Regions from separate parts of the Homo sapiens genome. Here all the other regions are linked to region 3. A link is a loop called in an ENCODE intact Hi-C map of the cell type or tissue named here. Cell type or tissue: endothelial cell of umbilical vein. All regions are shown on one strand.

Region 1 (4,000 bases), 94 kb after region 3:
AAATGCAATGAAAGTTTCCCTGTCTTATTACTTCACACCTTAGTCACTTTGCTCCAGTCACACTGGCCTTGCTGTTTCTCAAACAGGCATACTCACGGCCTTAAAGCCTTTGTAATAACTATTCTGCTGTTTAGAACCCTTGTACCCTAGATAGCCATGTGGCTAACTCTACCTCCAGCAGGTCACTTCTATGATGCCTAATAAACATCTTGCTTAAAATTGCAGTTACAACAGGAGCCCGACTTAAGTGGCTCCCAGTGGCCAAATATGGAATAATTTTATCACCAAAATCAATATGGTAATGAATCATATACCTTTAATAAATCCGAAATTCATAAGTCCATGCTGATAAATACATATATACAAATTAAACATACATAAGAAGGAAGGTTCTTGCTTATAAAAGAATATTGAGTTCTAATGGGTTTATGTGAAGAAAGTACTACAGTTAGAAAATCTTGGTAAAGATTGGATCAGGCAAGGATAAATAATGGATGTTGAATCTAGGAGAAAATTTCGTTGAAGAGGAGGATATTGACATGAAAAAAAAGTGCCTCCCCATAGACTCTTTATTCATTGCTAAGAAAAAGTAAAGTACGCAGGCTGGGCGCGGTGGCTCATGCCTATAATCCTAGCACTCTGAGAAGCTGAGGCAGGCAGATTGTCTGAGCTCAGGAGTTTGAAACCAGCCTGGGCAACACGGTGAAACCCGTCTCTACTAAAAAAATAAAAAAAAATTAGCCAGGCCTGGCAGCAAGTGCCTGTAATCCCAGCTACTCGGGAGGCTGAGGGAGGAGAACTGCTTGAACCCAGGAGGTGGAGTTTGCAGTGAGCTGAGATCATGCTACTGCACTCCAGTCTGGGTGACAGAGCAAGACTCCAACTACCCTCGCCACAAAAAAAAAAAAAAAAAAAAAGGAAAAGAAAAGAAAAAGTAAAGCATGCAGTGGAGAAATTCTGCATAACATCTCGATTAGGTGATTGAAATTAATATCACCAATGATGAGCAGCTGGATGTCATGTGCCTGCAGGTGACCTACTCTGAGAAGGACATAGCATCACCTATGAGGTATTATTTTACAGCTAAGAATGCAAAACCTTAATCTAGTCAAAAGGAAACATGAGACAAATACAAAATCAGGATAATCTCTTTTTAAAAAGGAATTATATTCTTCAAAATGTCAGTTTTATGAAAAAACAAAGGAATATGCTTGAGATGTTTCATACTAAAGGAGAATAAAGGAACATGAAAATTCAAGGCAATACCTGATTCTCCAGACCATAGTGGAAGAGGGAAAATGCTATCAAGGACATTAGTGGGCCAAATGACAAAATGGGAATATGCAAGGTAGATTAAAGTATTACATCAATATTACATTTACTGACATTGATAACTGTACTGTGGTTGATTAAGAGAATATTCTTATTCTTAAGAACATCTTAAGGAGGTCTTTAGGGATAAGGGGCAATAATATATTCAATTTATCCTCAAACGGTTCAAGAAGAAATATTGTGTGTCTGTGTTTGTGTGTGTGTGTGTGTGTGTGTGTGTGTGTGTGTGTAGGGGAGCAAATAAAGCAAATGAGGTAAAATATTAACAACAGGTAAATCTGGTAAAAGTGTATCTCATGTTGTTGCACTATTCTTAGTCTTACAACTCTTCTCTAAGTTTGAAATTATTTCCAAATAAAAAGTTTTAAAAATCACTTGCAGTCCACCACTGCCCTCTATCCCCCAGCCATGGTGCTTCCAATCCCCTTTATCTTGCTCCACTCTTTATATCAAGGCAGTATCACCTTTGAACATATTAATTTACTCATTTTTATGCTTATTACCATCTCTCCTTAGTAAACTGTAAATTCTGCATAAGCAGTTTGTTTTTTGTTTCTTTTCCTATTTTGTTCACAGATGGATCCAAGACCATAACAGGTGCCAGTAACAGTGCAGGGCACAGAGCAGACTTGATGAATGAAAGGCTGGCTGAGAGGCAGCCAGTCCCCTGGGACACTTGCCTCATCCAATACCCTCAAGCAACTTCTCCATAACCCCATCATGGCCTGGAGGTTTATTCTGTGTAGAAATAGAAGAAAGAGGCTCCTGATCTGGAGACACAGGGCACAGAAAAAGGCAGGGGAAAAGGAACATCATAAAAACAATATAAGTGAAAGCCAAAATACTAAATGCTAAGACATTCTCCCATGCAAACTCCAGCTCCTTGAGCTGTTTGCTTCAGGATGCTGTGTGTTAGATAAGTGGTTTGAAAATGTTTTTCTGAAGAGACTTAATGGCTCCAGAAAAAATATGTACACTGGAGAATACCACACCAAAAAAAGTTGGATACCTGTCCAAATTACCCTGTAGTACAGCTGACCAGCTGACCAAACCCACTCCCATACAAAACCTCCTGATAGTTTTGGTGCCTCATTCTTTTTTTCTTTTTTTTTTGAGACGGAGTCTCACTCTGTCACCCAGGCTAGAGTGTAGTGGCGCGGTCTTGGCTCCGGGCAACCTCCTCTGCCTCCCAGGTTCAAGCAATTCTCCTGTCTCAGCCTCCCAAGTAGCCAGGATTACAAGTGTGCGCCACCATGCCCAGCTAATTTTTGTATTTTTAGTAGAGACGGGGTTTCACCATATTGGTCAGGCTGGTCTCGAACTCCTGACCTCAGGTGATCCACCCACCTCGGCCTTCCAAAGTGCTGGGATTACAGGTGAGAGCCACCGTGCCCAGCCTGGTGCCTCATTCTTAAATATGAGTGGATAATGAATAAGCACTAGACATTTGAGGAAAGCTTCACTTACAAGAGACAGATCAGTACTTTTTTTAAAAGCATGAAGAAAGGAATTCAGAATGAATACAGACAATGCAGGAGCCCAAAAACTCTAAAAAATGTTTTCCTGAGAGAGAGAGAAAGAGAGACCCATGAAGTAAAAATAAAAAGGATATTACAAAAAGGAAGAAAAGAACAAGAAATTCCTTAGAAACTATTTGCATAGATGCCAAAATCAAAAGTTTAATTAGATGAATTGGAAGATAAAGTAGGGAAAATATCCCCTATTTCTCATTGCAAAAAACTAAAAATTGAAAGAAATGGATAATGGAAAAGAAAATAAATCAAGAAAATCTTTTCTGAAAGTATAACACACAAATAATGAGAAAACAAGTAGAGAAAAAAATACAAGAGTTTTCAGTGTGTAAGTATGCCAGTTTCTGGATTAAAAAGGATAAATAGTCCAAGGAATATCATCAGAAAATATAATACTGACAATAAAGTGAATATTCTAAAACTTTCCAGAGGAAGAAAACAGTTCACAAAAATAATTAAAAACTTGAAATGACATACTTCTCAATAGCAGAGCTGGAAGAACTTAAAGCTCAGCACCAGCTGCTAATGGTGTTGATAGGAGGTGAAGATGGCAGGCTATCTTGTTGGAGAGCAATCTCCTTGCCAAGAACAATTAGAAAAGTTGGGAAAGTTTTTTAAAGTCCCCTTGAAGGCATCAGAGGCAGAGGAGATTTGAAGGCTAAAATGCTAGGGAAAAAGGAACTTCAGAGAGGAGTGCTGAAGTAGCTTTTCTTTGTTATTTGCTGATTTGCAAGCAGTAGCTAAGAAGCCAAGAAGCTGAAGAGAGTTTCTGAAAAATCTTGTGAGCTTGAAGGAAAAACCTGGGAATTGTGTGCCCATAAAAGAGAAGGCACTCTAGGCTTTCAGTGGAAACTATTAAAGGACTATACCCTAGAAGTAACGATGAACTGGAAATAGGCCAGCCCCTCCAAAGATAGCTTTGATTCAACCCAATTCCCAATGGCATCAAAGTGACCTACCCTAAGAATAATTGCAAAAACAAAGGTAAATCCTCCCTGGAGGAAGATAAGATTCTAATATTGTTTTACTAATTTTTCACATATAATGTCAGGTATTCAGTTAAAAAAAATACTTGCCAAGCTGTGATGGTCAATTTTACATGTCAGCTTGACTGGGCCACAGGGTGCCCAGATATT
Region 2 (4,000 bases), 260 kb after region 3:
AGCCAGCAGGAGCCAGTTGTTGAAATAGCCTCTGTCTGAGCCCCCAAATGCTCCTCCGCACTGGCTTCCCCAACGCAGCCCCTCCACTGGGACCCCTGCCCTGGGCCTCCCCATAATCCAGTATTCACAGGGGTGCCTGACCCTGAGGGGCACTCCCATGACCCTGCAACAGTGCTGCAGCCTGAGCCTGTTTGGATTAGTCAGCGTCTGTGCCATATCTGCTGTGAACTACTCAGAAAATCACAGGGAGTATTAGCTACTGATGCTTCCTCTCTGTGAATTGCCTATTTATGACTTGTTCCCGTCTTTGTATGGGGTGTCAAAGGCTCACTCTCAAATCACCCAGAAGGATGCTGTTTCAGGTTTCTGGATCTTGTTAAAGGTGGGTGTGGAGTGGGGAGGGAGGGGAAGTGAGGGCTGGGGAGGAAGGTCCCTAGGCTTGCATCCTACGAGAATCAGCAGGTCTTCTGGCTACAGACCAAGCAGATTCAAGGCCTAGAAGGTTGGACTGAGGATACTGGGTTCCTCAGGCGCAGGAGAGCTGGAGCCTGCTCCTGGGGAGGCTGGGAGCCTGGGCAATCAGTGCAATTCCTCAGAATTGCTCCTGCACACCTCCTGTGCAATGTTCCTGGCATGTGGGGAGGTGCCCTGCACTGCCTCCACCCAGGCCCAAGACACCTGCCTCCATTACTCTAGCAGGGTCCCACTAGCCTCTCTGCCAGCTCCAGGATCTCTCACAAATGCCCTTATTTACACTGAATCACCAGTAGCCGTCATTTCTAAAATCCAAATCTGAACACATCCCTTGAATTTTTAAAGCCTTTCAAAACTTCTCCTTTATCTATAGCATAAGATCCCTTGGCCCAGCACACAAGATCCTCCCTAATCTGGCTCCAAAACTCTCATCCCTGCCCCATCTCCTGTGCCCCACCCATCTCTCTCTGCCTCTCCATCTGCAAATAGCTCTAGTGCTCTGCACCCTGTGCCTTTGCTAATAGGCTTCCTTCTGCCTTGAATGCCTCCCCATCCTTCCCTCCTGGACAGTTCTGGCTCTTGGGTCCACGTCACCTTCTCTGTGAGGTTTCCCTGACTCCTAGTGGTCAAAATGAGTGGCCTTCTCCACAGGGCTTTCCCATGGTGTGAGTCCTGCGATCAAAGTTAAATAATTAACCAGGTGAAGAAAAAGAAGAACAAAGAAGTGTATTCTGGGAAGAGGGAACAGCAAGAGCAAAACCTGGGGTAGGAGAGAACATGGAAGATTTGTGCCCCAGCAGGTGGTAGCTCAGCAGGGCTGAATGGTAAAGTGTGTGAGTCGTGGATGTGTTAGGGGACCAGGTAGGAGCAGCCAGAAATGAAATCCAAGAGAGGCAGAAGCCGTGTGGTGGAAGTGTGACTTCCCTGCTGGTGATGGGGCGCCACAGAGTGAGTTATACAGGAAGAAGCCTGGCCAGCTTGTGACTGGGTTCATGTGCCTCCTATAGGGCTGGCCCTGCTCAGCAGATTACATAGCTGGAGCTTTTCCCAGAATCCTCCGACACGATGAGCTCCCACTGACACTGGGCACAGGCACTGGCCTTCCTCAGCTCCTGGAAACTTGCTGCTTTGTGAGTAGTTTTATTCCAAGAGTCCCGAGACTTCTGGTCCAAGGATAGCTGAACGCAGGTAAACTCTGGACTCACTCCTGAGGCTTCGGCTCCTATTAAAGTTGCCCCCTCGTCTTAGTGGGATATTTCTGAGAGGCAGCCAGTGGACCTGGAGACGCTCCAGCTTCACTGTTGGCTTCACTGTGGCTGGAGGGCTCCATGCCATTTGTGTTTTTGACCAGATGGACTGTTTGCTTCAAACAGCTTCCAGAACTCAGGCTCCAACCAAGAGGACGTGGCTGCCATTAGGATGGAAGTAAAGGACAGTGCCCCAGCCTGAGCCCAAAGACCCCCCCGCCCCGGGGAAGAGCTTGTGCTGTGGGGGCCCCACAGAAGCCTGTGTTTTCATTACGAAGCAACTTTAGGAGGAGTGGGTTTGGGGGGAAAAAGACGGTGGGGTAATAAGTCTGCAATAATGGATGCCATGTGGAGGGAAGGCAGAGTTACCCAGTGAAGGAATAGAAAACATGGTTTATATTTTCAACAGTTGGAGAAAGAAATGAAAACTGAATATTTGCTGCACCTGTGAAAACATATTTGATCATGACGGCAAGCCCAGCATTCTTAGTGTGGGATTCATATTTCATAACTCGTGTTCAAACAAGAAAAATGATTATAATGTTAAGTATTTCCTGAGTTTATTTTGATGGATGACAGAATAAGTACTGTATCTTTCACTCATTAAAATACAGATTGGTGTAATTTAATAAATGAACTTAATACACAGATGTTCCAGGCTGTTTTAGCAGGGTGTATATTAATCAACTTCTTTATATATGATCCTCTTTTATATTTTTGAAGAAACTTGCAGGAGCCAAGAATTTATTAGATTTGCATGCTGTAGGACGAGTATCAGATATCAGGTACATGCAGGAGTGTATTAAGATGAAACAGAGCCAGATCCACTGAGCAGCCCGGCCCCCACAAGGGTTGTCCCTGGGCTCCTGGCTGGCTCTCTGCGTTGTCTCAAAGAGGTCTCGGTTCCCTGCTGAACTCGCCTGCTGCCACTGCCTCGGGGCCACTCAGAGGTGCCTCTGAAGACCTGGGTGGGAATGGTGGCCTTGTATACTTTGGTGGCCCAGGTTGGGCAGTGGCCCTGTCATGGGTAGAAGCCTGCAGCCCAGCAGGGGCCTCAACGGCCCTTCTCAGGTTTTCTGGCCTCTCCCGAAAGCCTCTCATCCCAATGTTGCTGTCCCTTTTCTCATTCCCTCTCGGCAGCACATTCAGGGCTGATGCTTTGTTCAGTCTGAGCTTGTTTGGCAGGAGGGAAGCTTGTCTTGCTAACGAGAATACAAACTCCTGAAGGTAGGGGCTGTGCCTTCCTCATCTCCCACAGTCCCTGCTCCATGAATGTGGCTGATTTGTCCCCTGTCCTGAATCCATCAGAGAGCCAAGCCCAGTCTCCTGCTGGACCTGGCTTTGGAAGGGGAAACAGAGAGCTCGGCTTGGGCATCCTGGAGGGTTCTGGCTAGGAGTGGTCGGCAGGGTGAGGACGTTGTGCTAACTTAGCTCTCTGGCTGCGGACTGGCCCTGTGGAGAAGAAAGAAAGCACCAGAATGAGAACTTGACTTCAGCCACCCTCTCCTCTCCTTTGCAGATCCCGTTGAAAAGCGATATGGGGTCCTAGGAAAGTCTGTCTCTGGCTGGCAGTGGTTGTGTGGAGGGCTGGGGGAATGTCTTAGGCCAGATAACACATTTCTTGCAGCTGCTGTGTCCATGCAGAGCACACAGTTTTCTCTCAGAGCACCTTGCACACTCCTCGTAGTTCCAAAACTGCAGTTATCCTACCCGATGCACGCACTGGATAGGGACCCCTCCCAGGCCATCTCACCCATTTCTGCACCTCACTCCTTATTAGTGTTTGACCCAGGCCCCCACGCCCTCCTATCGTCGCCTGGGTAGATAATGCAGGTTGGCTGGTACGGCTTTTGTGAGATGAGCTGCAGCCCAGAACACAGACGCTGGCATCTCTCTGCCCCCTCCAAGGATGGGTGACCCCCAGCAGCTGCTGCTTGAGCTGCCCCTTTTTCCCTGCAGCCCCCTGCACACCTCGGTGGCTCATCAATCACATGGGCAGGTCCTGCGGGTGGGTAGTGGCTCTGCTGTCACATGCCTGTTTGCAATAAGCTCCGGTCATAATCATTAATCATTCATTGAGGCTGTGGTTAGCGGCTCTTAGTCAAGGGGATGCTTTCAGGTTTTCCAGGCTAAGTGCCCCTCCAGCAAGCATCCTCCTCAGCCCTTTCATGTCCAGTCATGTGATGTTCTGGGCACACTGAGCTGGCCACCAAGGCCGGGCTTTGTTCTGTAGGGTTGCTCTGAATGTTTCCCTCAGTGCGGGTGGAAGAGTTCTGCGC
Region 3 (4,000 bases):
AAAGTGCTGAATCAAAGCCTTTCCTTCTTTAAAATGTTGATGCTCTTCTTGAAAAATCTTTTTTTTTTAAATTTAGATAGCCTGTATTTCATGATCCATGTTCTTGAAAAATCTCTACGAACTTATATTCCTGCCAAAGGTATATGTAGATGTGCCCGTTTGCCCATCCTTTTGCCAATAACGGGTTTCATATTTTTCAGTTTTGCTAGATTTAGAGAGGAAAAAAGTGCTATCTCATTATTCTTTCAATTTTGCAGTGATTTGCTAATGACTTTTTAGATGTTGATTCTGTAACCCAGTGTTTTTACTAACTTCCAGATTTGTGTCCCCAGCAATGAGGACAAGCATTTTGATTAGAGTCCTCTAGCTCCTCATTCAAACCAGGAATGAAGACTCGGAGGACAGAACCTAGCTGGGCTCTGTTTTAGTTGCCCTAAATTAACACCTTATTTAGGATGGATCTGCTACCTAGGAAATGAGGGTGAGAGGGCACATGGGGGAGTCATAGCCTAGGGCCAGGTTCCCAGTTTTGTAAGTGCCTCGTTCTTTGCGGGGCAGCCTCGGAGACTGCCTCCTGCAGACAAATCTCACAGACACCTTTACTATGTGGACCAGAAGAGCTGAGACAGCCAATCCCCAGACACCAGGATCCGGTCAGCCCTGTGATCCTCCGGGTCAACACTCTGTTTCAGGAACTGGTGGATCATTTGTTCCCAATATTGTCATCCTCAGGGGTGGCTGCAAGTCTCATATCCTAGACTGTGGACACATCTTCTAGTTCCTCCAACTCTGTTCCTGTCAGCCCCTATCTTCCCAGGCGGCAGATAATTTGGTTCCTCTAATCATTGTGGGTCTAGAACAGAAACCCTGAGCTCTATCTAAGTAAGACTGGAGGGCTGGGCATTCCAAATTATTGCACAAAGAGTCCGCAGCTTTTTTTCCAAAAGTAGTTTTTTGTTTGTTTGTTTATTTGTTTGTTTTAAATCTCATGTGTCCACAAAGGTCTCCAAGAAAATCTACTGAAGACACAGCTGCAGAACATTCAGAATACTGAAATCCATGGTGAGCAAGTCCACAGAGGGGAAATGCCTCCAAGACAGTGGCCACACCCAGGAGACTGAATGAACAAGCTAGATGAGCTGGCCTTCCAACTGGTTAAACCAGGACTTACCCAGATGGCATGAAACGCCACCATTTTTTTTTTTTTTAACTGAGCCAGCACTGGGGCAAGGACTTTTCCTACTTGATTTAATCTACTCTTTGACACACCCCTTATAAGTAGGCAACCCTGTCCCTGTTTAAAGACAAAGAGACAGAAGATGACAGAGGTTAATTTAATCAGGGTCACAAAGCTCGAACACAGCAAAAGTGGATTGGAAGCCAGATCTTTATCATGACCCTATACTGTAGTCTTTTTCCTGGGTCAATGGAAGCATATGGTCCTTGTCACTCATCTCCCAGGACACCTTACAGCCCCATGCGAGCTTGTTCACCTGCAGAGGCCCAGAGCACTGGTTCCTGAGTCTTCTCCCAGTAAGTAGGAAGTTCCTCAACACTGCACTGCTGTTACAACAAGTAACCAGCAGATGGCAGTGTCCACCAGCCCTCCCTGATTCGTCCCAAACCCAAGGGCTCTGAGATGTCCCTTTTGGAAGGCTTCTGGTAAAGAAGCTACCTTTCTCCCTTCTTCTCTGTTGCCTCTCCTCCCCCTCCCGGTAGCCTGGGGCACAGGGGCAGGCCACGCCCAGCGGCCTGGGGCCAGAGCTGTGGCTGACCCCAGTGTGGATGCCAGAGCTGTTGCTCTGAGTAACCTGGGGCCGGGTATCACCAGTTGAGCCTGGGAAATTCCTCTAGCTTCAGGAAGCCCAGCCCTGGGCATCCTATGGGGCTAAGCCAGAGCCCGCTGCAATCTTCCCACCTTGCTGTCCCAGGTCTTTCTGTGGGAGACATTTGCAGCAGATTTCTGGACTGAGAGGAGTCCATCATCACCAGACCCAGAGAGGGTGGATGGCTCTGCAGGCTGTTGTCATCAACTTCTGTCCCTTGCCTTCCCTGGGAGACCTAACCCAGAGCCCTATCTCCTCACCTCCAAACCTTTCTCCAGCTCTGAGTCAAAAGGCCCAGAGGCTACGGTGGGTCCAGACAGAGGACAGGCTCCTGGCTGGGTCCCAGGCAGTGGACCCATCTCACACTCTTCCCGTCTTTCACTGCAAACCCTGTGGACGTTTGATTGTCAGCCTCACTGCACATCTGGGGTCTAAAGCCAGGAAGGGTGAGGAACTTGCAGCCCAAGTTTAGAGGCACGATTTGAATTGAGGTCTCTTGACTCTCAGGATTATCAGTTTTATGTTCCAAGTTAGTGCATGGCTGCAGGGACCCAGCATCCCCAACAGAGGAGAGGGGAGGGCAAAGGCTGACCCTCATTATGTTGCACCCACAGGGTGCCCTAAGCAGAGGTGAGGCAAGACCCTCTGGGCTGCAATGGAGAACAAAGGCCCCTGATCACAGGGGGACCCAGGATAGAAGATGGCTATGATGCCAAATGACAGGCTACTGATCACATCCCCTTGTTGGGGACTTGGCTTCTGCATGTGGACAATGTAGAGTAGGTTGCCTCTAAGGGATCTTTTAGTTGTCTTGTCATCAGACATGGGGCCAGGTGTCTGGGTATGGCAGGAGACCCTGGGCAAGGCTGAGTAGGCTACAGCTGGGGCTTGCCCAAGTTCCCGTACCTGACAGTCGCTTCAAAATGGCTGTAGCTGGCGGGATCCAAGACTAACTCCCTAAGTAGTATCAATCTAGTGTTGTAGGTTCCCAGATGACATGCAAACTCCCCACAGCAAAGGTACCTTCGAGAGATGTGGCTCTCCTAGTAGTAGTAGAGAGGACTTCCTCACAACCGGGTACAGGAAAGCACAACCGTAATCCCAGAACTTTGGGAGACTGAGCCTGGGCTCAAGAGGATGCTTTGAGGCCACCCTTGGCAACACAGCAAGACCCTGTGTCTACAAAATATTTTTAAAAATTAGCTGGGTGTGGTGGCTTGTGCTTGTAGACCCAGCTACTAGGGAGGCTGAGGTAGGAGGATCACTTGAGCCCAGGAATTTGAGTTACCGTGAGCCATGATTCTGCCACTGCACTGCAGCCTGGGCCACAGAGGGAGACCCTGTCTCCTAAAAAAAAAAAAAAAAAAAAAAAGAACAAAAAAGAACTTCCTCCCATTCAGAGGTATCAGAGGCTGCCTTGGATAGGGAGTTCCCCACCTCTGCAGGTATGCAAGTGCAGCCCAGGAAGCAATTTGTTATGATTCAGGCATGCATGGCAAGTTGGCTTAAATAATAACCCCAAAAGTTGTTTTCAGATCCTTGGATTCTATGACTGAATCAGGGACTTGGTGTTCAGAGAAAACAAACAGCTTCTGCAAGGGGTGGAAGAGCAGCAAAGTGCTCTGCAAGGAAGGGTCTGGGGCGGGAATGTGGGAACTGCCCCTCTTCATCCCAGTTGTCAAACATCGCCCCAAGCAGGCTGCTTTCCCCTCCTCCCTCCGTTGGAGGCAATCTCACCTTCTCTCTCTGAGGAGGACTCAGCTGGAGTCTGGAGGTCTGGGGTTTGGGGGTGATCAGATGGATGAAGAACTAAAGTTAGGGCTTTCAGGCCCCAGTTTTCTCCCAACCTTCTCTGATCTCTGCTCCTGACATCTGCCTCTGGGCCTCATCTGCTCCCCAGTGATGGCTGGGGCAACACAGAGGAAGGTTTTCATTCTCAAGGCTCTTAGTGCAGTTAGCATGTGGTGCACAGCTTCAAGGGCTCCGGGCTGTGCAAACTAGCTCTCTCCTGCCCAGCCAATCGACCTAAGGATCCCCACATCACCTAAGAGGAAGTCCCAACTGGGCAGGGCACCTGGAGACCTGGGTCATGGGCAGGTCCTGCTGCTGGTATGACAGGCTATTTTCCATGGCAAGTGTTTTCCGCTTCCAGTTGCGAGCAGTGGCAGGCAAGA

The links. A loop is a pair of places that touch in the nucleus more often than their neighbours do. Peaks named below come from ENCODE experiments on the same cell type or tissue, not always from the same donor. Only the 100,000 strongest peaks of a DNase experiment are listed, where the experiment ranks them.
Region 1: a loop joins it to region 3, with 5 times the contacts of the local background. A loop is called at or near these places in 14 of 110 quality-filtered maps.
Region 2: a loop joins it to region 3, with 10 times the contacts of the local background. A loop is called at or near these places in 9 of 110 quality-filtered maps.

The regions. Positions count from the first base shown.
Region 1 is chr2:20,753,605-20,757,604 of GRCh38, forward strand. The region is part of intron 4 of LDAH (lipid droplet associated hydrolase); the gene reads right to left. Among named protein-coding and RNA genes, the nearest start is that of LDAH, 67 kb to the right of the region's middle. In endothelial cell of umbilical vein, no CTCF peak of the experiment used is centred here; a DNase peak (open chromatin) is centred at 1,727.
Region 2 is chr2:20,915,676-20,919,675 of GRCh38, forward strand. No RefSeq gene overlaps it. Among named protein-coding and RNA genes, the nearest start is that of LINC02850, 58 kb to the left of the region's middle. In endothelial cell of umbilical vein, no CTCF peak of the experiment used is centred here; a DNase peak (open chromatin) is centred at 2,206.
Region 3 is chr2:20,660,075-20,664,074 of GRCh38, forward strand. No RefSeq gene overlaps it. Among named protein-coding and RNA genes, the nearest start is that of GDF7, 5.1 kb to the right of the region's middle. In endothelial cell of umbilical vein, a CTCF peak has its summit at 1,578 (motif pointing right); a DNase peak (open chromatin) is centred at 1,597; H3K27me3 peaks cover 2,288 bases.